6 separate regions of the Mus musculus genome follow, and all the other regions are linked to region 1. A link is a loop called in an ENCODE intact Hi-C map of the cell type or tissue named here. Cell type or tissue: heart. All regions are shown on one strand. Region 1 overlaps Lag3 (lymphocyte-activation gene 3). Region 2 holds the start of Zfp384 (zinc finger protein 384). Region 3 overlaps Lpar5 (lysophosphatidic acid receptor 5). Region 4 overlaps Zfp384 (zinc finger protein 384). Region 5 overlaps Ing4 (inhibitor of growth family, member 4). Region 6 has its middle 2.8 kb from the start of Cops7a.

Region 1 (4,000 bases):
AGGAGGATCAGGAGTTCAAGGTTATGCTTGGCTACATAGGAAGTTCAAGGTCAGTGTCCTATGACCTCTGCCCCTGAGGTTTTCCCAGCCTGATCCCAGTGAGGGTTAGGTAATGAGAGGATTGTAACACTGATGACAGCTAAGGGGTCGAGGCTCCCATGAGATCTCTCCCCTCTGATTTTTCAGTGACTCCCAAATCCTTCGGGTTACCTGGCTCCCGGGGGAAGCTGTTGTGTGAGGTAACCCCGGCATCTGGAAAGGAAAGATTTGTGTGGCGTCCCCTGAACAATCTGTCCAGGAGTTGCCCGGGCCCTGTGCTGGAGATTCAGGAGGCCAGGCTCCTTGCTGAGCGATGGCAGTGTCAGCTGTACGAGGGCCAGAGGCTTCTTGGAGCGACAGTGTACGCCGCAGAGTCTAGCTCAGGTTTGGCATCCCAACTCAGAAGCCTTCCAAGCCTCCCCACCCCACCCCCCACCCCCACCCCCACCCCGCGCCTATCTCCTAACCCCACCTCCTCCCCCCCTCCCCTTCCATCGGGGACCTGACTTCCAGCTCTCTAGGCCTGACCTATTTCTGTCATTAGTTAGCTGAATGATCCTGGACAAGGCCCTTAAACTCTCTGGCCTCATTGTATCTGTAATGGATGAGGGTGTAGCAAGGTATCCTTTCCCATCTCCAACCCCGGATCTAACCCAGTGCTTTCTTCACAGGCGCCCACAGTGCTAGGAGAATCTCAGGTGACCTTAAAGGAGGCCATCTCGTTCTCGTTCTCATCCTTGGTGCCCTCTCCCTGTTCCTTTTGGTGGCCGGGGCCTTTGGCTTTCACTGGTGGAGAAAACAGGTGAGACAGACCTCAGAGTGCTGTGTGGGACCGCTTCCCCTTCCGCAAGAAAGAGAACCATACTGGGTTCGGAATTTGCTCCCAGAGTCCCTCTACTGGGAACACCTTGTAGCTGGGAAGCTTAAAGGTGCTGAAAGGCGGCCCTGGGCCAAATGGAGAAGCCTGGAAAGACAGAAGTGGAGCTCCGTGATTATCTTCTTTGTTCTCCATTGTCCTTTCTGTCTTTCCCCCCCACAGTTGCTACTGAGAAGATTTTCTGCCTTAGAACATGGGATTCAGCCATTTCCGGCTCAGAGGAAGATAGAGGAGCTGGAGCGAGAACTGGAGACGGAGATGGGACAGGAGCCGGAGCCCGAGCCGGAGCCACAGCTGGAGCCAGAGCCCAGGCAGCTCTGACCTGGAGCCGAGGCAGCCAGCAGGTCTCAGCAGCTCCGCCCGCCCGCCCGCCCGCCCGAATAAACTCCCTGTCAGCAGCATCAGCAAGCTGGAGTCTGTCTTTCTTGTCTGGGTCTGGAAAGGTTCCTGTTTCTCCCAGCCACTAGGGGCTCCCTTCTCTCACTTCAGCCTCCCAACCTACTTTCTCCAGCCAATCTTTCTCCTCATTCCCTTTTCTGTTGCTTGCCTCTTTGTTTCTTCCACTGTTGTCCCCTTTCTGTTAAGTAATCCGTTCCTCTCCGCCTCCTTCCCCCCGCCCCCTGAAAGCTCCAAAGAGCCCTCACTTCTGACCTCCGTAATCCTTTCCCCATCTTGTACCCACATTGTGCTGACTCTCCTGGTCTCCTTTATATTCGGTCCCTTTGGCCCACACCTAGCTCAGCTGCACTTCAGTACTTGTGCTCAGACCCCTGGCTACAGAGAAGGAAAGCACTGGCAGGCGATCGCGCGCGTGCACGCGCGCGCGCACACACACACACACACACACCACACGCTCGCGGGCTCACACCACCCATGTGAAATCCAGAAGATGGGAGCCTCCTAATCTTTCTGGATAACCAGCTGACGTTGTTACCTCTGCCCCATCCCCCATGTTTGTCATCCGTGGGTGACTTTTCTGGCCCCAGGCATGACAACACACTGCCACCTAGTGGTCACCGCTCGCCACGCCCCCAGAGGAGGTCACTGGACCAACTGCCACAGCCAGGATGCCTAACACTGCAGTAGGCTAGGTGGAGCAAGGATGCAGGTGCTTCATTTACATATGCATTCTGGGTGTGCAGCCTCGAATGTGCTCCCAGCATCTGTCACGTGTCTGATGTACCCCGCAGGAGAGGGACTAAATAATACAAGCTTCAGGAAATACAGCCCTGGTACTGGCAAGGTTATAATCCCAGTAAGACAAAGGAGAGGGCTGTAAACAAAGACCATAGGCAGGGAGGAAAACAAGCCACCAGGACTTCTGTGTATTGCCTGTGAGAGTCCTAAGTCCTGGATTCTCTTTCTATTACCGTTGATGAGGATGTTACAAATCTCTTTAAACATTTGTTTTCTAATCTATTAAGTGGGACAATGGCCAGGAGCGGGAGGCAGGAGGATGCCCCTGGGTCCAGGAGTACTGGACAAACATGGGTAACATAGTGAGACCCCCATCTTTTAAAAGTAAAAACTGAATATGGAGGTGCCTGCTTGTAATTCCAGCACATGGAAAAGTCACCAACTTAGTAAGTTTGAGGCCAGCTTAGGCGACATCAGATCCTGACTTGGAAATAAATTATACGGTGGGGCATGCCATAGGGGCTCCCAACACTCGGGAGGTAGAGGCAGGAAGATCTCTGTGAGTTTGAGGCCAGCCTGATCAACCTAGTGAGTTCTACGACAGCCAAGGCTACACAGAGAGACCCTATCTCAAAAACAAACATTATTTTAATTACTAGGCCAGTGGGATGGAGCAGAGGGTAAAGAGGCATGCCACGTAAGCTTGGTGACCTGATTCACCGACACCTGGGATACAGGTAAAGGCGAAAGAAAGCAACCACCAGTTCAACAACGTTGTTCTCTGAACATGCATGCCATGGGACCCACTCACATATAACACCATGCACACACACCATCATCACCATCACCATCACCATCATCACCATCACCATCACCATCATCACCATCACCATCATCATAATGATGAGGAGATGGCTCAGCACATGCTTCGCAAGCCGGAGGACCTGAGTTCAGCTCCCCGGCACCCGTATAAAAGTTAGGTGACTTCCAAAGACCCTTTAGGATATTGCTTTACAGTGCGCCTGTCTCTGATCCCTCTTCCAGGGCCACTGGGTTTCCACCTGTGACAACCCAAGAGTCCCAGCCCTGAACCCCAAACCTCAGAACATCAGATTGCCTTAAATGGCTGGGTATTCAGGCTTTGGGGACTCCCAGCACAAAATAATGGTGTCACTTTTCATTCTCTGTCCCCAAGTCTCTGTCCCCTCTGTCTCCATAGAGATGGAGATCTTCAACCTCCTGTTTATGCTCAGGTACCAGTGTAGGGTGTTTGTCACAGCTGTGTGTATGCCACCGTGAGACTCCTTCAGGCTCCCTTCCTCTTGGGGTCACTAATTTGCTCCCCTGTGCAGAGCTACAGCTCCCTGACAAACAGCAAGGGTCCAGGCTCCACCTTCATCACAGTGCAAGGTCTCAGGTCCTACCCCTTTGACTGAGGCACAGTGTGTTCTGCAGAGACCTCTGCTGAGGCCCTGCCTCAGGCCTTCTTTCCATGGCCTCAGGGGAGGCCACCATGTTTTCACAAGGCAAGGATTTCCTGGAAAGTTTTGTGGGTGGCATTTTTTCCTTTGCACTAGATAATAACCCATGCCCTTTGGGTTTGTGAGAGAAGTCACAGGCTCACCAAGGCTCCTGCAGGGACTTCCCCACACTCTTTCATGAAGGGAACAGAGGCAGAGTAGAAGACCACCTTGGTCTTCTGTCTCTCATAGAAGATGTGTGAGGCCAGTGGCACAGAACACAAGACAGAGGGGTTGGCAGCTTGTGTTGAACAGTGCATAGTTCATACAGAGCCCCACCCTCTTGCCAGCAGGATAACTTCTAGCCCTTCCTTGCAGTGTGTGTCCTTGTTAGATCTCTGCGAGTTGGGTTAATTCGCTAGTTGTGTTCCCAAGTGGCTGTTTGTTTGGGTGTTTTGTTTTTTGTTTTTGTTTTTGTTTTTTTGTT
Region 2 (4,000 bases), 110 kb before region 1:
CTATACTGTAATCAGAGTCCCTGTGTCTCCACAGCAGAATACATCTCTGACAAAATGTAAGCCCATTTAGTGGCTTCACCTGAGTATTTCACATTTTATTCCTGTTGAGTACCAGTGGCCATGAAAGGGTAACAAAGAAACTACCAATTTTTTACACAAAAACCTCCTGGGTACTATGGGAAACAATAAGAAAAGGCTTTTATCTCTCTCTCTGCAAGCGCTGGTGTTGGTTACTTCAATAATTCTATCACACTGTAAAGGAAAAAAAAAAAAGAAAAACCATTTGAGATGACCCCATCTCTCCCCAAATCATTAAACCAAGATTGTCTTACCCTCTCTCTCTCTTCCTCCTGTCGTCTTATTCCTTCTCCTTTCCAGGGCTCCTGAACTTTCTGGAAACAAAATTGTCTAGGTTACAGAGGCCAGTATGTAAAGGCCACCAGAGAACTGTGGAGAGCCTCACAAGTTGACTGTCAGCAATTTGGAAAGCGGACAGCTTCCCCAACCAACAATCCAAGGATGGAAGGGCTAGAGTCACAGGCGTTGAGTGACACCCACTAAGTGTACATAAGGGAAATAAAGCCAGTTCCCCAAAACTAAGATGAATTCTATTAGCAGCATTTGGGTTCCACTCCTGGGCTCAGACACTTAATTCTTCGTTCCCCCCAGGGCTACAGGGAACCAGGAGTCAGAGGTGAAGGAAGGTCCCTGCTCCTGGGAAGTGGCTTTAGAAAGCAAAGCTGAGGGTAGGGGGGATGCCCTAGCCCTGTGTCAGGCACAGTGCCAAGTTCGGGCCCAGCCACTTCCTCTAGCCTCGCCCCCCCAACCCCCCAACACACACACTTCAGCTAGGACTTCGCCCCCTTCCTACCCAAGGCCTTGTGCCAAGAAGTACTTCCTTCAACCTTCAGTGGTCTATATACTGGAGGCTCCCAGCTGTCCCCCTAAAACCTTCGCTCCCCCGAGACACCGAACCCGGTCCTTCCTCCCGATGTCAAGTCCCACTCCTTCCTCAAAGACCGGTCTCTGGGACGTCCCTCCTTCACCCCTCCAGGGAGCTGAACTCTGCCACCCACTAGACAGGCACCCGCCCCCTAAACCCCCCCCATTCCTCCTCAGCGCCCGCTCCTCCACCGCCGCCACTTCCGGTTCCGGGACAGTCGCACTCACAGTCCCATCGTGGACCCCCCCCTCCCCACTCGCCCGAGGTAAAGGGGGGGGGGGAGGAGCGAGGGGCAGCGGCGCGCACCGACTGCAGCGGCGCGACACTCACCAGGCGGCGGCGGCGGCGGCGACGCCAGCGCCAGAGCCAGCGCGCGGGAGGGGCGGCGGTCACCGGGGAAGGAAGGAGCCGAGGGAGCGGGAGGACCCGCGGGGCGCGGGCTCGGAACCGCGAGGCGGGGCTCGCCGGCATGCACCGCAGGCGCCAGACGGACCCCGACGCTCGGCCGGGCGGCGCGCGAGACACCCGCAGGGCGGGGGCGCGAGGCGAGGTGTGGGGGGGCCCCCGCCCTCCTGGACACTCACCCGGAAGTGGTGCTGCGGCTCGTGCTCCCGGGAACCCCGAGTCCTCCACGCCCACTCCCCCCCCACCCCCCCCAACAGCTTCAATGTGCAGTCGTTTCTCGGAGAAGGCGGGAGAGCCGGAAACGAAAACGGGGGGGGGGAGGAAAGTAGCGGGGGGAGGGCGGCAGCAGGAAAGGAAAGGGGGGGGAAACAGGTCAGAGTCCGAGTCACTTCCGAGAGCCGCTCGAGCACATCCGGTGCTGTTAGGGCTCGGACATCTTGAGGGCAGAAGTTACGACACGTAAGGGCGGAAGTAGCTCCTTACCCGGGGACCGGTGGAGCGCTCGGTGGATGTGACGCCCAAACCGGACGTGAAGGCAGCGTGTGTTAAAGGGCTGAAGCTGAGCATCAGGAGAGCGTTCCCGGGCTTCCGGAAGAGACCTCTGGGGAAGTGGGAGGATGGAAGCTAGACGGGTTCATGAATTATGCATCAAGACACTAAAGACAGTTTAGATCGCCCCTCTTTTTCTAGATTTGCTTTACTTTTATGTGCGTTTATCTGTGCCTATGCATGCCGTGTGTGTACAGGAGTTACCGCTACCTGCTTCCAGCTTCACTGTGTGCGATCTGGGAACCGAACCTCCGGTCCTCTGGAGGAGCGGCCAGCTGAGCCAACTCTTCACCATGCGGAATCCTTTTTGATTTATTTTTCGAGACAGGGTTTCTCTGTATAGCCCTGGCTGGCCTGGAACTCACTTTGTAGACCAGGCTGGCCTCGAACTCAAAAATCCCCCTGCCTCTGCCTGGGGTTAAAGGCGTGCGCCACCACGCCCGGCAAAGATTTATTTATTTTTTTATTTATTTGAGTACACTGAAGCTGTCTTCAGACACACTAGGAGAGGGCATTGGATCCCATTACAGATGGTTGTGAGCCATGATCGCTGGGAATTGAACTCAGGACCTCTGGCAGAGCAGTCGATGCTCTTAACCACTGAGCCATCTCTCCAGTCCGACCATGCGGAATCTTAAAAAGACGGGAGTCACAGCTCATTTCTTAATGGACTAGGTTGTTGTAGGACGTTACCCTTTTTTCTTGGATCTTCCCGAATGTCTTTTTGCTGAGCTAGAGTGGGGGAAACTAATTTCTTTGAATATTCAAGAAAGGTAAGAAGGCCCATAGTTGTTTGAGGTTTCGGGATCGGTGCTATCAAAGTTCAATCGGTCTTCCTCTGACCACTCCGTTACTCTTTTCACTTTGGTCTTTTCTTTTTGCCAACACCCACATCTCTTATCTTCTTACCGGGTTTTAATTCTAAGTACAACATTCAGCGTACCTGCTGTTGTTTACAGCTCACCTGGTGTTGTTGCCCAGCTCCATAAGGGCAAGGACTTTGAATTGCTCCCGATGGTATCACCAGATCCCAGAATTTGTTAAGCATTCCAGTAAACGTTTGATACGTAAATGAACATTATAAACTATTGCAGGAAACTCCCTGATTGCTGCAACCCAAAGGGTTTTTTTAATTTTTCATAGCATTTACTGTGTTTTTGTCGTTTGTTTGTTTGTTTTTGAGACAGGGTTTTTTTTGTGTGTGTGTAGCCTTGGCTATCCTGAAACTCTCCCTGCAGACCAAGCTGCCCTTGAACTCAGAGACCCATCTGTCTGCCTCTGCCTCCCGTGACCCAGCTATGTCTCTGTCTTCGAGACCGGAGCTTACTTTGGTGTATTTAAAACTGGCCTTGAACCCTTGATCCACTTTCCTCCACCTCCTAAGTAGTAGGATTTTTGAGATCTCTTAGTCTATTGCTTTTACTGTTAACTTTAATTAATTTATATATCTGAATCCCTACTAAGATTGTCAGGACTTCCTATGTGTCTCTATCTGTCTACCTTATCTCCCTTTCCTACCTTCACTCCCTGTCAACTGGTCTCTTGTTCTTCCTCTTGACCCATGACTGACTTTATTTAATCCCGTTTACAATAAACAGAAAGCTCATAGATTTAAAAAAAAAAAAAAGATTGTCAGGAATCTGATTCACATACTGAAATAATATATGTGTAAAGTCACAGATGCTGACCCTGTAGAGCTCAGCTTCCTTCTATCTCGGGCCTTCCCTAAGCTGCTAAACTGCTAGCATGTAACAGCCCCAAGGTAGGATGGGGCAATGGGACTAACTTCATAAATGCCTTCTTTTTTTTAATTTAAAAAAATTTATTATTATTATTATTTGGTTTTGGTTTTTCAAGACAGAGTTTCTCTGTGTAGCCCTGGCTGTCCTGGAACTCACTCTGTAGACCAGGGTAGCCTCGAACTCAGAAATCTGCCTCCCAAGTGCTGGGATTAAAGGCATGAGCCACAACCACCCAGCTCAAAAATGCCTTCTTTACATCCTATCTGCTACCTTCACTAATCTGCTAGGCTCTGAGACCCCCTACCTCTCTTAAGACTGTGACTGTTAGTAATTTCCTTTGTTCTGCAGGTGCCTGGTGGCA
Region 3 (4,000 bases), 180 kb before region 1:
ACACGGTTCTCCAGAAACATTCCGCCTGGCCCTGAGTATTTGTGTCCTCCAGAGAACCTTAAGGACCACAATGAGCAGGGTGATCAGTGCCAACCTAGAGGAAGTTAGATGTGAACTCTAATACCTTAGAATAAACAATCTCAAAGTGTGATCCAGAGACTGGCTCTTTGAGGAATCCTGAGGTCAAGACTATATTTAAATGCTAGCATGCCCCGTGTCCGTCCGTGTTCATCCTCTCCCGGGTGTAGAGGGAAGCTTCCAGGGGTTTCATGGAATGTGATGACATTCCCGCTCTCACAGATAAATGGAATGTGTGCTTCTGTATTTCCATGTCTCAGAAACATGTCAGCTTTAATTAATAACATGGTGAGCATCATAAGAAAAGGAAAGAACAAAAGCTCTGTCGGCTCCCTCGTTCCTTGCACAAAGGGATTTGAGACCAAACAGTTTGAGGACTGACGTTTGACTGCAAAAATGGTAAAGGTCAGAGGAGGAGAGGGAAGAGAAGAGGGAGGGGGAGGGAGGAGAGGATCGAGGGAAGGGAGGGAGAGGGAGGAGGCCCAGGATGGGGGATAGAGAGAATGAGTTAAGAGACAGAGAAGCAAAGTGTGGTGGCCATGTAGAGAGAGCGGTTTTCAAAAGATACAAATTTCATAAAATACTGACTGCAGCTGGGCTTGTAACCCCAGCATGTATGAAATGCTGAAACCGGAGGCTCACCAGCATGCTGGGCGCACCTCTACTCTCAGCACTCAGGAGGCAGAGGCAGAGGCAGGTGGACCTCTGTGAGTTTGAAGCCAGCCTGGTCTACACCAGTGAGTTTCTGGATAACCAGGTTATTACACAGACAAATCCCAACCCAGTCTTGAAAAAACAAAAACAAAACAAAAAGACAACAAAAAGACCAAAGTCTGTCTTAGTGGCAGACAGCTTTAATCCCAGCATTTAGGAGGCAGAGGCCAGCAGATCTCTGTGTGTTAGTTCAAGGCCAGCCTAGTGTACAGAATGAGTTCCAGGACATCAAGAACTACATAGTGGGACTCTTGCCTTGAAAACAGAACAAAACAAAAAGAGTTCAAGGCCAGACTCTGCTATGTACTATATAAGGGGGCGGGGTGAGGAGAAGGAACGGGGTGGGAAAGAGAGGGAAGTGAGACTGAATATTAAAGATCCAGGATGGAAGAGGCCCCGAGAGCTGCAGAAGGGAAAAGGATGACTTAGAAAAGGAACCAAGAACTAGCAAGTGAGAGGGACTCCAAGCATGGCTCTGCCCTGCCCCAGCCACCACATGCCAGGTGTCAAGTCGAAATTGTTACAAGTTGGGAAATGGGTCAGAACTATTTGGTCCATAGCAAATAAACCTTTGTGTTATACCTCCCATCTGAACAGGGAAGCCAGGGCTGGTGACACAGTGGCCATCACCCTTGAGTAAACACAAAAGCCAGCAGGTAAGGCTGGGATACAATACAGTGGGAATGTACTGGCCCAGCATGTGCGGGCTGTGGGTTCTCGGTTCCACCACCAGCCCAGAGTTTTATTTTTGAAGATGACAGATGAGCGTCTGTGTAGTTGATTCACCAAGGTCACCAGATCTTTAGCTCTCAGACTGACGACCTAGGAGATCTCTCTTCTGCTCCATGTACCAGCTCTTAGCCATGCGCATGCTCACTGCTTGGCTTCCTACATACTGGAGCAGGGTTTCTCTGTGTGATAATCAGAAGCTAAAGCTGTCAGCAGTGGCACTCTTCTTTTCCTTGCTTACACACTTGTTCCCTTCTGCACACTAGAGCTGGAGTTGTTTCAAAGTCCAAGTACCCAGCCCACCTCCCTCAAATGTACACCCTAAGCCTCTGAGGGAGGCACAAGTCTACGTTCACTTAGACTGCGTCCTCTCAGAGAGCCGAATCCTGGGAGCAGTTGTCCGGGGGTGTACCCAGAGTGGCAGGCTGGAGTAGAACCTGACTTGTGGCATCCTGCCCAGTGTTTTGGGTGCTTTCTGAGGGTAGTTCGGTGAGCACGCCTGCAGCCCCATTGGTAGCCAAAGGCCTGGTATTCAGCGGGGCGCCCAGGTTGCGAAGGGTGTTACGGAAACCCTCGGCACTGAAGTAGTAAACCAGTGGATCCAGCACGCAGTTGGCGCCGGCCAGCAGCACCATTATCATCAGCACCCCGCGCACCTGATCGCGGTCCTGAATACTGTTCTTCACCAAGTTGGCCCGTAGCAACCCATATACAGCCAGCGTGGAGTTATAGGGCACGAAGCACAGCAGGAAGATGATGAGATTGGCCAGCAGGAGGCGCACGGTCTTCCGTCGCCGTTGGCTCTGAGTGGCGTCGGGCCTCGCCAGTGTCCAGAAGACTCTGCCAGACGAATAGACGACAGCCGCCAGGGGCAGCAGAAAGCCTAGTATCTCGGCCAGCAGCAGGAGCGGCAGCAGCCTGCCCTTCCACAGTTCATCGCTGAAGCTCTCGAAGCACAGGCGCACAGTGATGTTCTTGTACGTGCAGTGGGACGGGCTGTGCACGCGGGCGGCGGGCACAGCGAACAGCAGGATGAGAGCCCACACGCCCAGGCAGAGCCGCCGTGCCACACGGGGCCGCCGTAGGTGGCGCAGTCTCAGCGGGTGCACGATGGCCGCATAGCGGTCCACGTTGATGAGCATCAGAAAGAGACAGCTGCCGTACATGTTCATCTGGAAGATGGCGCCCGACGTCTGGCACAGGAAGCCTGGAAAAGGCCAGTGGTGCTGTGCATAGTAGGAGAGGCGCAGGGGAAGTGACAGGGTGAAGAGCAAGTCGCTGGCTGCCAGGTTGCACATGTACACGCTCACCACTGAGTGTACGCGCAGTACACGCAGGAAGACCCAGAGAGCCAGAGCGTTGAGAGGGAGACCAGTCGCCAATACCAGGCTGTAGACCACCATATGCAAACGATGTGTATCTCGATAGTCAGGGCACTGGAGCACAGAGCTGTTGGTAGAAGTCGTGTTGGCTGAAGAATTGGCAAACATCATGTCCAGGTGGGAAGAGAAATTAGTCTGAGGCATCGTAGGGAACAACAAGGTCAGAGCATGACTTTCACCTCCAGGGTGGTAGCCTGGTGGCAATACAGACTCTGTCCCCAGGCAAGCAGAAGCAAGACATGGGCACGTGGGCTGTGACCTCAGGGGCAGATGACTGGCCAAGGCTGGAAGCCCTTGGTGCTGCAACTTCTTCAGCAGTGGAGACCTGGAGTGGGAAGGCAAGCCAAAAGTAAAGCTATGAGAAACAGAACCGTAGCCTAAACACTTGGCTGACCACTGGCCTCTTGAGTCCTTTCTTGGCCTCAAAGGCTCTTCAGGCCATCTTTCACCATCCATAACAAGCAGGCATTTTATAGTTCCTCTCTATCCTACATTGTCATGCCCAGGTCCTGCATGCAGTCAAGGGTCCCCGGCAGGCTATATGCATGAGTCTTGGCTTTGCCACTTGCCTACCTTTGTGGCCTCAGAAGATTTGCTCTGAATTTCATTTTCCTTATCTAGGTGTGTGTGAAGGTGTTTGAGTTCACATATATTTAAAGACATTGTTTGGACATTACGATGAAGATGCTTCAATTGCTGTTCTTATAATCCGCCTGCCTGCCTTCCCATAAATGTTTACTGACTCCTTAGAAGGTTCTAGCCTGTCCACAGTCAGAATCAAAACAAAGGCCTTGTCCCACCCACCGGCTTCACATTCCATTAGAGGAAAATTAACAACATTCACCGCAAATAGGTCTGACTGGGGAAGGCGGTAGAGCACTTCCTCTCTCTGCCTGGAGTGAGTCTGCGACCTTATCTAAGGAATAAAGTTCAGAGCGCAAGTCCAGGACAATATCATCCAGTCCGGTTCATCCCATTCACCTTCTCCCTTGTGGGCTGGGTTTGCTCAGAGAGACCCAGCTACATTCAGCTTGAGTGACCTAACCATCTCCTCACCTATAAAATGAGAATGTACCACCGGTGTGATTCCAAGTCAC
Region 4 (4,000 bases), 130 kb before region 1:
CATGTTTCCTTTTGTGCTCTTCTCTTGGCATCCCGTGGAATCTTGCTTGCTGTAGTTGAGTGTATCCAAGCTGGTGCCAGCTTACATCTGATTATATCTTCCATTTATAACTGGTGCCCTGAGGCACCAGAGAAGAAATCTGGTAAGAAGTGTGCTTGGTATTTTCAAGGAGGAAAACGAAGGAAACAGTCATCTTTGTTCCAAGTTTGTCTGTCTTTAATCAATCAGGAAAGTATCACACAATCACTGTGTCTTTTCAATACACTGTGTGCTCCAGAAAGACTCTCTTGGCATCCACTTCTTTTCTCTCTGTTGCCAGTTATAGCCTCCTCCAGCCAGGTCTCACCTCCAGCCAGGTCTCTCCCCCGCCCCCCCGCATGCGGGTGGTTGTGTGTCTCCGGGGCGGGGGTGGGGAGGGCATGCCAGCGGGGCGGGATCAAGAGCCCGCCCCTCTCCCTTACCGTGTGTGCTGCTGGAGGTGGGAGAGCTGGCGGAAGGCCTTCTGGCAGTAGGAGCAGTTGTAGGGCTTGGCCCCTGAGTGGATACGGAGGTGCTGAGCCAGGTAGGAGGTGTTGGCGAAGGTCTTGGAGCAGTGCGGGCACTTGTGGGGCTTGATGGTCTCCGTGTGCATCTTGGAGTGAATCCTGCCGGAGAGGAGAGGAGGGAAGGGGGGAGGAGGAAGCAGTTCGACACCATGGGCTCAGCTCTCTGCTGGGTGAAATGATGTTGCTTGACGGATGAGAGCACCCCCTCCCTCCTCCCAATAAAGCTCCGGCTGCAGAGGCTAATGAAGAGGACACCCATGTCTAGGTTGCTGCTGACTGCAAGTCGGTGCTAGAATGGCAGTGAGATGATGAAGACTGTAACCCATGGCTCTTGGTAACCTTACAACACTGTCTTGTCAACCCTCGGCCTTTTCCTAAGGTTACACACTCACCACAGTTACCCTGTTTCCAAATAGCAATTTGAACATAGGCCAATACCGCCTGTTCCCCATGGACCTGAAGTTGAATGCACACCATGGCTCTGAACTGAAGCATATAGTAAAAGCAGGGTCTGCTCTGTAGAAGATTTCCAAACAGACACAGAAAGAAACCACAAAAATCGTTCCAGAACTGGGGATTGGAAATCACAATTTTCAAGGCCCCCCCACCATACACACTGCTAGGATACAGAGTTTAATTTTCAGAAAATAACAAAAGTAAGATTTCAAAAGGCAAAGGAGAGAACGGTTGGCACAGGCCTCACGGCCTTGGAGGTTTTGTACCTCGGTAGGGGTAAGGCAGCCTTACCGGGTGTGCTGCTGCAGATGTGAGAGCTGGCGGAAGGATTTCTCACAGAAGTTACAACTATAGGGCTTGGCCCCTGAGTGGATCCGGATGTGCTGGGCCAGGTAGGAGCTGTTGGCGAAGGTCTTGGAGCAGTGCGGGCACTTGTGGGGCTTGGTCTCGGTGTGTGACTTGGAGTGGATCTGCATCTCCGACTTGGAGTAGAAGGTCAGGGAGCACATCCGGCACCTGGCCAAGCAAGCGCAATGTTAGAGCCTGCCCAGCAGGAGGCGCTGCTGAGCCTCTCAGCCCTGCCAGCATTAGAGCCTGCCCAGCAGGAGGCGCTGCTGAGCCCCTCAGCCCTGCCCAGAGAAGCCCACCTAGCTGAGCTCATCTCCTGTTCCAACTACACGGGGAAGCTCTAGAAACTTTCTCTTTTCTATTTAAAGAAAGGGTCTCATGTAGCTCAAGCTGGCCTTGAACTCATAATACTCTTGTTTCTTACCTCCCAAATGCTGCAATTATAATAGCTATGTGCCACCAAGCCCAGCCTCTTATTTCTCTTTATTGCCTAAGCTGACAGACACAGTGCCCAGGACTCAGAAATACCCAATAAATGTTTGGTAAATGACTACATACCCTAAGTATACAAAATGAAGCAGAAAAATATTATGAGCTGAGTGACTACAGATCAACCTTCCCAATGCTGTGACCTTTTATACACTCCCTCATGTTGTGGTGACCCCCCCCAACCACAAAATTATTTCTTTGCTCCTTCATAACCTTAACTTTGCTACCGTAATGAATCATAATGTAACTATCTGTGTTTTCCGATAGTCTCAGTGACCCCTGTGAAAGGGTTGTTTGACCTCCAAAGGAGAGGTGACTCACAGTTTGAGAACCTCTGATGAAGATTTTATTAGGCCAGTTAAGTTTCCAAATTTCTACAATGAATTCCTATTCCTTCTCCATGTCCATTTCCCGCTTAGTATTCAACTCTCCTGTGCACTACTGAAGGAAAGCTGACTAGATGAGAGCGTCCATCTCCGATAACTGTCTTCAGGGATTTCCCCTGCTTCCTTCTCCTAGCAACTGCTAAAGAAATGGTGATGGGAAGTACCAGAGTTACTTGGGGGGCTTTCTCAGCCCTTCTCGGCCTCTATGTCCCTGATGCTCCATTCATCTTTTGCCCTTGCCTCAAGCCAATCAAGTGAGAGCCAGTTCTGAAACAGGCCAAGGTCACTGTTAGAAGTGGATTATAATCCTTAAGTCTTAACAAGAAAAAAGGATTGAAAAGCAATGTTGTGCTATGCTAAACCTTTTCTTTTGTTAACACACAAAGCCAATACTGGACCTCCTAGATGACATCCACAGCACCTGAGTACACATTTGCTGGTCACCTGAACCAGTGGATCCTTCCTACTTTCATACCAGCCAACAATATGAAATAAGGAGGCCTCTCTCCAAATTGAGCCATCTTTGTAAATTGGACATCAAAGGGTATGGGATGATTCCTGTGTCCTTTTCATTTTGTAATTTTTGAAAATAGCTAAGATCAAGACTAGAAAGAACAAGTTCCCTTTGAGAAAATAGTATCATTTGCTGTGGCCTCTATATTAATGAGTTCACTAAAATCCTAGTAACTTGATAACCAGTCTTCATTCTCTACACACTTTGTAACTCTGAAGCAAACTCCTGACTCCCGGTTAGTTTATCAGTGACTGAGACATCCAAACACCACAGTAGAGATCAGCGTGGTCCAAAGTAAACAGTCAACAGGAGTCTAGATACCTGAGCCCTAGTCCAATGGAATTCAGTTATAGGTTACCCACTATAGCCTAGACCTCAATCATCTCATCTTTAAAATGACATTAATTTTTGCTTCTAGGAGAGCCAGCAAGCACCCATGACCATCAAAGGTAAGCTAAATATTTATTAATAAAACAGCATTATTGCTAGCAGCCTCAGTATTGATGATAGGTGAGCCAATAATGATACAAGCATTTTACAAAGACTGAGGTCAGAAACTGGACACAATGCTACTTGTATGACACTGAATTAATGTTGTGAAGTTCCTTTGATAACTAATTTCTCAGTCCAGGTAGAACATGTTCATTGTTTACAAAGAAATGTTTTTACATTGCTGGGGCTCAAACCTAGGCCTTGCCACATACCAGGAAAGTGCTCTACTACTGAATTGTAGCCTCAGCTCCGACACACATTTTAATTTAAATCCTACCACCTTGAGAATGAAAGTTAATTATAAAAAGAAAGTAATCCTAGACTGAGGACTATGATGGGCTTGTAGTCCAGCTTGCTCTACAGTGAGAGACCCAGTGTTAAGAAACCAGAAAGAAATCTTCAACAAAGCTTTAATTAGAGAAGAATATGAAAAACTTAACTGAAAACAGAATGGCAAGCTAGGTACAGTGGCACATGCCTATAGTCCCAGTACCCAAGAAGTGGGGGACAAGACAAGCAGGAGTTCAAGCCAGCCTGGGCTGCCTGAGAGCCTGTCTCAAAACAGAAAACAGAAGTCTGGCAACAGTCTCAAAGATCCTAGGGTACAATGACATGACGATGGTCAGATGGTTGTCATGACAACCACAACTGCTGCTGCTATTGCCAGGGACAGGGTAGGTGGGTGCTTTTAATTAAGCACCTTTTGTTTCTACTCAAAATAATCTTGAAGGTATTCTAATTCTATAAAAATGAACCCAAAAGCTCCCAAA
Region 5 (4,000 bases), 140 kb before region 1:
CCACCATATAGCCCTTGCTGGCCTGAAACTCAATATGTACAACAGGCTGGCCTCGAACTCACCAAGATCTACCTGCCTATGCTACCATGCCCTGCCCTTTCTTTGTAATAGCTTCTTGGCAAAGTTGCCAGCAGCCATCCATGCAGGCGTATGTAGCCTCAAGTGCTGTGGATTTGGTGATAGCAAACACTGCAATGAGGCATACCTTGCGTTCACGCAAAAGCAAAAAACAAAACCAGGAGCAACGTCTAGGCTTCGTATCTTCTAGTCTTGAGGAAAGAGGTACAAAAACTGTAACACCCCTGAACCTTGTTTATTTTGTGCATAGTTTGTATGTGTGTGGATGAACGTGTACAATGGCCCACAGGTTGTGGTCACAGGACCAACTTCTGGGAGGTTCTCTCCTTCTACTGTGTGGGTCCTGGGGATCAAACTCAGGGCATCAGGCCTGGTAGCAAACACCTTTACCCACTGAACTGTTTCGCCAGCTCAGCATCACTGAATTCTTGAGGTATTATCTCAATCCTTCATTTGATATGGAAAAGTAGAAAAGGATGGCCATTATCTTCTTTTAAGGAGTCCATGAAAGTCAAGGTGGAGAGATGGCTCAGTGGTTAAGAACACTGGCTGTTTTCTTGCAGAGGACCTGGGTTTGGAGCCCAGTACCCACATGGTGGCTCACAACCATCTTTATAGCTCCAGTTCCAGGAGATCTGATACTGTCTTCTGGTCTCTGTGTACCAGGCACACACATGATACATAGATATACATATGGGCAGAACATTCATACATACATACATACGTGCATACACACCTCCCTCCCCCAAGTAAGTCACAGTTCACCAGATGGTACGGTAGCAGAAAGCAGGAAACCACACAGTGATCAAGAAAAGCCTATTATTCTGTACGTACCCTCTGTCCTTTGGTCTAGGTCCCTCATGAGCTGAAAGTTTCTCTGTAATTCAAACGGGAGGTTTTCAATACCTGGGAAGAGACAGAAATAGTTACTGCAGTACACCTAAGTTGTGGCAAGTGCTCTACCACTAAGCTAGACCTCAGCTTGCTGCGGCCATCTTTCTATTTAACCTTTTGTTTACTGTTTCTGCGATGCTGTGGATAGAACCCAGGGCTTTGCGTATGCTAGGCAAGCGTGCTGCCCCTGATCTACAACCCTAGCCGACTGAAGGCTCCTTTGAAAATGAAGTTCAGGCTGGAAACAAAAGGAAGAGGCAGGGGAATTATGACTCAAGTCAGGCTCGGCCACATAGGGAATCTGGAGCCACCTAGTTACATAAGATAATTGTTTTAAAAGACAAAACAAAGAATAGGAAAATAGACAAAAGTAAAGTTCAGGGGCTGCAGAGATGCTCGGCAGACAGGAGCACTGGCTGTTCTTCCAGAGTCCAGAGTTTGGTTCCCTGCACCCAGACTGAGTGGCTTACAAGTCCCTATAGCTCCAGCTCTGGGGATACAATGTTTCTGAGTTACAAGGGGACATGCATTCATGCATACACACACATACATACCCATTCCCATGATTGATGGATAGGTAATAAAAAATAATTAACTAAAATACTTTTCTAGGGCTGGTGAGATGGCTCAGTGGGTAAGAGCACCCGACTGCTCTTCCGAAGGTCTGGAGTTCAAATCCCAGCAACCACATGGTGGCTCACAACCATCTGTAACAAGATCTGACGCCCTCTTCTGGAGTGTCTGAAGACAGCTACAGTGTACTTACATATAATAAGTAATAATATATATATATATTCAAATATATATAATAAATAAATCTTTAAAAAAATACTTTTCTAAAGTGCAATTCAGTATTTTGAAAAAAAAAAGGGGGGCTGGAGAGATGGCTCAATGGTTAAGAGCACCGACTGCTCTTCCAAAGGTCCTGAGTTCAAATCCCAGCAACCACATGGTGGCTCACAGCCATCCCTAATGAGATCTGATGCCCTCTTCTGGTGCGTCTGAAGACAGCTACAGTGTACTTATGTATAATAATACAAAAAACTTAAAAAAAAATATATATGCATATATATATAAAATGGAGTGTGATTCAGTTTTCCCCTCATCTGAAACTGGAGTTTTTTCTTGCTTTTGTTTGTTTGTTTCTTTTTTTAAGTTTTTTTTTTTTTTTTTTTTTTTTGGACAGGGTCTCTGTAGGCCAGGCTGGCCTCAAACTTGCTTTGTAGCCAACGATGACCAACAATAAAATTCTGATTCTTGTCATGTGTTGGCTCCTAATAGTCCAGTGTTAATAGTCCTATGCCAGCTGTATACAGTGTTGGGGATCAAACCTCAGGGCCCTTGCATGCCAGGCAGTCATTCTACCAACTGAGCTCCATGCCCAGCCTGAAATGAGGGATTTATTTGTGACAGGATTCATTCACCCTTTCTCAAAAGGGGAAACCTCTTTTTCAGCTAGCCTCCTGTCTCTGCAAGCCTCCTAACCTCTTCTTATTTGGTGACCTTATTCTATAAACCAGCTTTCTCTCTTTTAGCTTCAACCTCCATCTTCTTTGCTCTCAACTTTAGCACTCATCATGCGTTCTGTAACCGTCCAGTAACTTAAGGCTGTGTTCCACACTTCCTATCTGGCTTAGCTCACTCAGCCTTGCCATCTTCTTGCTCTCTCTGATAACACACTGGCCTTCTAAGCGCCTCACACTTGTCAGCAACTTTCCAGGAGTCCTGGCTTCCTCATCCCACCCACACAGTACCTGCTTCCCCCACTCCACTTCTTCTCATTCTTCAAAGTGCAGTTTCAGAACCGGACTTTCCCAGACTCGGACAAATGCCTTACATAGACAGGCTGTCAAGATAGTCTAGCTAGAGCCGGGTTTGGTGGCGCATGCCTTTCATCCCAACACTCGGGAGGCAGAGGCAGGCGGTTTTCTGAGTTCGAGGCCAGCCTGGTCTACAAAGAGTTCCAGGACAGCCAGGCCTACACAGAGAAACCCTGTCTCGAAAAAAACCAAAATGAAAAAAAAACAAAAAAAAGAGATAGTCTAGCCAGTATTTTTAGTATTTATCCAACCATAACGAAATAACTAATAGTTACTTTGGGTATGTCTCCCTAACCTTCCAGGAGACACATGCCTGGATCAAATTTTAAATTCCCCTCATGTTTAGAAAGTGTCAAATAAATAATTGAATAAACGTATTATTAGTTAAGCTTCTCCACAAAAGCAAATTTTCTCTACAGAGCTTAACCTCACTCTCTCGCTCCCTGTGGTGGGGCAGACTGAACTTCAATCCCAGGGGCTGCCCCTTGTTAGGCAAGTGGTCTAGTGTCATCTCCTATATAAACATAAAGACAGGCTTTCATTATGTAGCCATGGCGGGCCGAGATCTCACCTTATAATACCAGGCTGGTCTCAAACTCAGAGATCTTTCCAAGTGCTGGGATTAAAGGTATGTGCTACCCAAACTTGTGTTTCTGTAAGTCGAACTCAAATGTAAAAAAATGTTTGTACTGAATATGGCTTGGTGCTTATAATCAATAGCACTGTGGAGATAGAAGGAGGGCCTGGAGTTCAAGGTCAACCTGGGCTAAATCAGACACTGTCTGAAAAGACAAAACAAGAGGGGGCTTCTTAAGTCTGTGACAGCAGTTCACTAGGATTACTAGTCACAACAGATTACCAAATCAGATGACTCATCTTTCCCGAGGCAGTCGGCACCACCTTCTCGTTCAAGTAACTTACTTCCTCCTAGCAGTGAATACTAGGTCAGAGGCCTTCTGGTATTGCCAGCATCGACATTTTTTTTTCTCCCGAGACAGGGTTTCTCTGTGTAGCCTTGGCTGTCCTGGAACTCACTTTGTAGACTAGACTGGCCTTGAACTCAGAAATCCGCCTGCCTCTGCCTCCCGAGTGCTGGAATTAAAGGCGTGAACCACTACATCTTATCCTTTAAATGCTGCTTTCTTGAGCTCAGTGTCTTTTTTACTGTCTGAAGTTTTTTCCTGAATAATCTCACTGTCAGATTGAAT
Region 6 (4,000 bases), 65 kb before region 1:
GCAAGCACTCTTACAACTGACCCATATCCCTTTCTGGTGGCCTGTCTTTTGAAGAACAACTGTTGCCAAATGTATCAATTTTTTCATCTTACAGTTAGAATGAGTATTAAGTACTTCTCACCTAGTTTATATCCCAGACTATAACCCAAACACAGAGGAAGAGATCGAGAGAGGTAAGGCAGGACTGTAGAGATGACTTGCCTCAAACCAGAACTAAATATGTCTCCGTCTTGAATTCGTGGATATATTCTAGGTAATCTGCTCTCGAGCCTTTTACGTTTACTCTGTAGTACTGGTATCAGAGCAGTCAAAGGAATGACCGTGCTGAACCACACCTTGGGGAGCTGTGAAAAGAGGCACCAGGGGAAAAGGCCAAATATCTTGTACCTCAGATTCACTGTGTGCCCTGGATTGTCCTTGGGCACGATTTTGTGCCTTCTGTGACAAACATTTACATTCAACTTACAAGACAAGCTTATTCTTGTTGCCTCTCAGAATATAGCTGTGGCACTCAGTCTGGTGAAAGGACTTGCTGAGTGCTGTTCTTAGTGTTCCCTGGATCTGGACATGGCCTCCTGCCTCACTTTCATGCTTTCCCAGATATAATCTATAATATGTGACTGGCAATTGTGTTTAAGTTGGTCTGTCCTGAGAAAGCTCTGGGAAAGGGCTGCACTGTTAATATTTTGTGTGTGCTCACTGGTGTTTATTTACATGTTTGTCTGACCATGTTTTTCTGAACTCAACCAACCTTTCCTGGATAATTGCTTCGTTACATTCATGTATATAAATACACTGAATCTGAAATAAGGTTGTCTGCAGCACCAGATTGTAGACCACCCCATTTGTTCAGCCCTCAGACCCCAGGGCCAGCAGTAAAGAATCAGTCTTATCTCCTTCTTCATATATATCCAGTTCTCAGAGTCAGCAAAATGTATATGCTTTCTTTCCTGCTCCAAGGTGCAGTCACAAATCAAGTTGTTTATGTGTGTGAGTCTGTTTCTGGGCTATTATGGTCTAGTGGCCCATCTGTCTATAAGTATATCAATACTATGCCTTCTTTCTGTACTGTAGACTGAATCTAGGTTCTGACCTAAGTTAAGCATGTGGCCTATAGCACAGAGCTGCATCTATGGTCTTGTGTGAGTCACAGTACATGTCTTGGTATCTGATAAAGCTAGTGTTTACATCTTGGTCCTCTTTGGGAACATCTTGGGGATCAGTGAGAAGGCTCAGGGGGTAAAGGCCTGATGACATGAGTCTAGTACCCAGGACGTACACGGTGGAAGGAGAGAACCAACTACTGAAGTTGTCATCTAACCTGTACACATGCATTGCAGTACCTATGTGCCCACACACATACAAACGGGAGTGTAACACACACATCTGGCCTTCTCTATTTCTTTGGGTTTGAGACTGCATCTCATGCTGTAACCTACACTGGGCTTGCACTTAGAACCATCATCCTGCTCTGACATCTTAAATGTTGGCGTGACAGACATGAGCCATCGTGTCTGACTTCAAGAGAGTCCTGATACAGTCAGTTTCCCACACTTTGGGATTTGGTTTGCAAATATTTTGCTGATGATTTCAGTGTCAGTTTGTGATGCTGACCTATAGTTTCCAATCTCATTTTGTCTTTGACTGGTTTTATCAAAACATAGCTCTGGCCTCATAGAATAAGCATTCTTTCTTTTCGAACTTTCTGGAAATGTTATGTGAAATTGAAATGACTGGCACTCTGCCTTTTTAGTTACCAGACTAGCCTTTAATGGCTGAGCCACCTTTCCAGCCTGTGATGTACACTTTAAGAGCTTTGTACAACTTCAGGTTATTTTCCTTTGCTCAATTTTTTTCCCAAGGAAGGATCTTCTTATGTAACCCAGGCTAGCCTTAAACACATGACCCTCATATGCTACTACTCCTGGCTGTAATATCATTTTCTTTCTTCCTTCCTTCCTTTCCCCCACCCTGCCCCCCAACAGATGGTTTCTGTGTAGCTCTCACTGTCCTGTAACTCACTCTGTAGACTAGGTTGGCACTGAACTCACAAAGATCCTCCTGCCTCTGCCTCCCTGGAGTACTGGGATTAAATGCATGTGCCACCATACACAACTTGTCATTTTCTTTTTAAGACTTTAAGTTGGGTGTGGTAGTACACAGATTTAGTCTCAGCACAAGAGGCAGAAACAGGCTTATCTATGTCCGTTCCAGGCCAGCCTGGTCTACAGATTGAGTGCCAGGACAGCCACCCGGAAACCTGTCTTAAAACAGTTGAGAAACCCTGTAATAAAAAACAAACTAATAAAGTTTATTTTTTTTTTCCTTCAAGTATGTGTACATCACATGCAGTGCCCGTGGAGACCAGAAGAGGGCATCAGAACCCTCTGGAATTGGAGTTTGACAGTTGAGCCATTTTGTGGGTGTTGGCAACAGAAGCCAGGACCTCTGTAAGAACAGCCAGTGCTTGTAACCACTGAACCATCTCTCCAGCCCCTATGATGTCACTCTTAAAACTCTTCTGTTCATGCCTTGCATCTAACCCACTTGCAAATAATGTTCACTGAAGTCCGACAACTCATTCCCACTGTTTCTGCTTGGTCCAAGTCAACTTCATTGCTCACCTGAACACCTGTAATAGTCTCTGGTTGATCTTCCTGCTTCTCTCTGTGAGCTATCAATAGTGGTTTAAAAATCTTGATTATACTCAGGTGTGGTGTTGCACAACTTTAATCCCAACACCTGGAAGGCTGAGGTAGGCAGCCTTTGGTGAGTTAGAGGATAGCTCACTCTACACAGTGAGTTCCAGGACAGTCCATGATATATAGCTATATAGTGAGATCCCGTCTCAAAAAAAGGAAAAAAAAAATGTCTGGTCAAGTTGACAAAGGCTAGAGTCATCTTAAACGCGGAACTTCAGTTGAGAAAATGAGCCCATTATATTGCCTGTAGGTAGATCTATGGACTTATTTTCTTTTCTAAAAACTATGTTTTTGAGTGTTTTGCCTGCAAATACTCACGTGCACCATGTGCATCGCTGGTGCCTAATAACCCATTCAATGCCCCGAAGCTAGATTACTGTGGGAGCTGGGAATCGAACCAGGTCCTTTGCAAGAGCAACAAATGTTCTTAAATGCTGAGTCACCTCCGCAGCCCTGTAGTTATTTTCTTGATTAATGATTGGTGTGGGAGGCTCAGTGCATTGTGGGTGACACTACCAGGCAAGTAGTCCTGGAGGTGTAAGGTGTTTAGTGTGAGCCCTAGAGAGCAAGTCAGTCATCGCATCCCTCGTGCTCTGCCCAGACTTCCCACCAGGATGGACGGTGATCAGGATGTGAAAGCCTTGGCTTTGGCTGGTGTTTCCACATGGTGACAGAAAGCAAATGATTTATTATGTGTAGTGTTCCGCCTGCATGCATGCCTGCAGACCAGAAGGGGGCACCAGTTCTCATTAGAGATGATTTTTGAGCCACCATGTAGGTGCTGGGATTTGAACTCAGGACCTCTGAAAGAGCAGCCAGTGTTCTAAACTGCTGAGCCATCTCTCCAGCCCATTCATTGCCTTGTTTTCTAACTCTTCTCTCTCTCCCACTCTCAGCCTGGAACTATGCAGCTCACATGGCCTTTGGGCCTAAGATACTCCTGACTTAGCCTCCCAAGTGCTAGACCACAAGCATGCACCACCATCCCTCGAAGGAAGCGACGGAATCAGACAGGTATGCACTTGGACCCTATCCATATTTCTTTGTCCTACAGGTTAGTTCCAGAACTCAGCCCTTGAAGGTCCAATTCTCCTGCCTCAGCCTACTGAGTGATAGGATTACAAATCATCTAACAGTAAACCTGGCTTTACCTTAATTTCCTCCTTATATGGTTTCTGTAAGGATTTTTGTTTTGTTTCATTTTGAAACCTGGTCTATTTAGTGGCGGATGATCCAACTCAGAAATCCACCTAATTAAAGGTGTGTACCACCATGATATTTGGGAGATAGGGTCTCTC

What was found. A loop is a pair of places that touch in the nucleus more often than their neighbours do. Peaks named below come from ENCODE experiments on the same cell type or tissue, not always from the same donor. Only the 100,000 strongest peaks of a DNase experiment are listed, where the experiment ranks them.
Region 2: it touches region 1 in a loop (4-fold over the local background); 9 of 42 quality-filtered maps call a loop at or near these places.
Region 3: a loop joins it to region 1, with 7 times the contacts of the local background. A loop is called at or near these places in 15 of 42 quality-filtered maps.
Region 4: a loop joins it to region 1, with 2.6 times the contacts of the local background. A loop is called at or near these places in 8 of 42 quality-filtered maps.
Region 5: a loop joins it to region 1, with 9 times the contacts of the local background. A loop is called at or near these places in 8 of 42 quality-filtered maps.
Region 6: it touches region 1 in a loop (6-fold over the local background); 7 of 42 quality-filtered maps call a loop at or near these places.

Annotation. Positions count from the first base shown.
Region 1 is chr6:124,901,679-124,905,678 of GRCm38, reverse strand. It overlaps Lag3 (lymphocyte-activation gene 3), which reads left to right. Exons shown (of 8, transcript NM_008479.2): 6 at 187-423; 7 at 711-841; 8 at 1,079-1,320. The coding sequence ends at 1,237. Among named protein-coding and RNA genes, the nearest start is that of Lag3, 8.0 kb to the left of the region's middle. In heart, CTCF peaks have their summits at 1,164, 1,363 and 1,947 (motif pointing left); DNase peaks (open chromatin) are centred at 288, 1,368 and 1,908; H3K4me3 peaks cover 1,852 bases; H3K27ac peaks cover 2,022 bases.
Region 2 is chr6:125,006,773-125,010,772 of GRCm38, reverse strand. Zfp384 (zinc finger protein 384) reads right to left here and starts at 1,535. Exons shown (of 12, transcript NM_001372420.1): 1 at 1,274-1,535; 2 at 333-392. It overlaps 4930557K07Rik (RIKEN cDNA 4930557K07 gene), which reads left to right. Exons shown (of 4, transcript NR_130997.1): 4 at 379-597. In heart, no CTCF peak of the experiment used is centred here; DNase peaks (open chromatin) are centred at 1,102 and 1,872; H3K4me3 peaks cover 2,665 bases; H3K27ac peaks cover 2,460 bases.
Region 3 is chr6:125,080,365-125,084,364 of GRCm38, reverse strand. It overlaps Lpar5 (lysophosphatidic acid receptor 5), which reads right to left. Exons shown (of 2, transcript NM_001163269.2): 2 at 321-3,228. The coding sequence starts at 3,011. The coding sequence ends at 1,893. Among named protein-coding and RNA genes, the nearest start is that of Chd4, 14 kb to the left of the region's middle. In heart, a CTCF peak has its summit at 2,360; a DNase peak (open chromatin) is centred at 2,374; H3K4me3 peaks cover 1,025 bases; H3K27ac peaks cover 1,353 bases.
Region 4 is chr6:125,028,315-125,032,314 of GRCm38, reverse strand. Zfp384 (zinc finger protein 384) reads right to left here. Exons shown (of 12, transcript NM_001372420.1): 8 at 1,293-1,517; 9 at 462-644. It overlaps 4930557K07Rik (RIKEN cDNA 4930557K07 gene), which reads left to right. Exons shown (of 4, transcript NR_130997.1): 2 at 3,157-3,187. Among named protein-coding and RNA genes, the nearest start is that of Ing4, 9.5 kb to the left of the region's middle. In heart, a CTCF peak has its summit at 1,586 (motif pointing right); no DNase peak of the experiment used is centred here.
Region 5 is chr6:125,040,938-125,044,937 of GRCm38, reverse strand. It overlaps Ing4 (inhibitor of growth family, member 4), which reads right to left. Exons shown (of 8, transcript NM_133345.2): 2 at 913-984. All of the region lies in intron 1 of 4930557K07Rik (RIKEN cDNA 4930557K07 gene), which reads left to right. Among named protein-coding and RNA genes, the nearest start is that of Ing4, 3.1 kb to the right of the region's middle. In heart, a CTCF peak has its summit at 1,973 (motif pointing left); no DNase peak of the experiment used is centred here; H3K4me3 peaks cover 90 bases.
Region 6 is chr6:124,966,354-124,970,353 of GRCm38, reverse strand. It overlaps a transcript of Cops7a not described here. Among named protein-coding and RNA genes, the nearest start is that of Cops7a, 2.8 kb to the right of the region's middle. In heart, CTCF peaks have their summits at 2,369 (motif pointing right) and 3,419 (motif pointing right); no DNase peak of the experiment used is centred here; H3K4me3 peaks cover 444 bases; H3K27ac peaks cover 59 bases.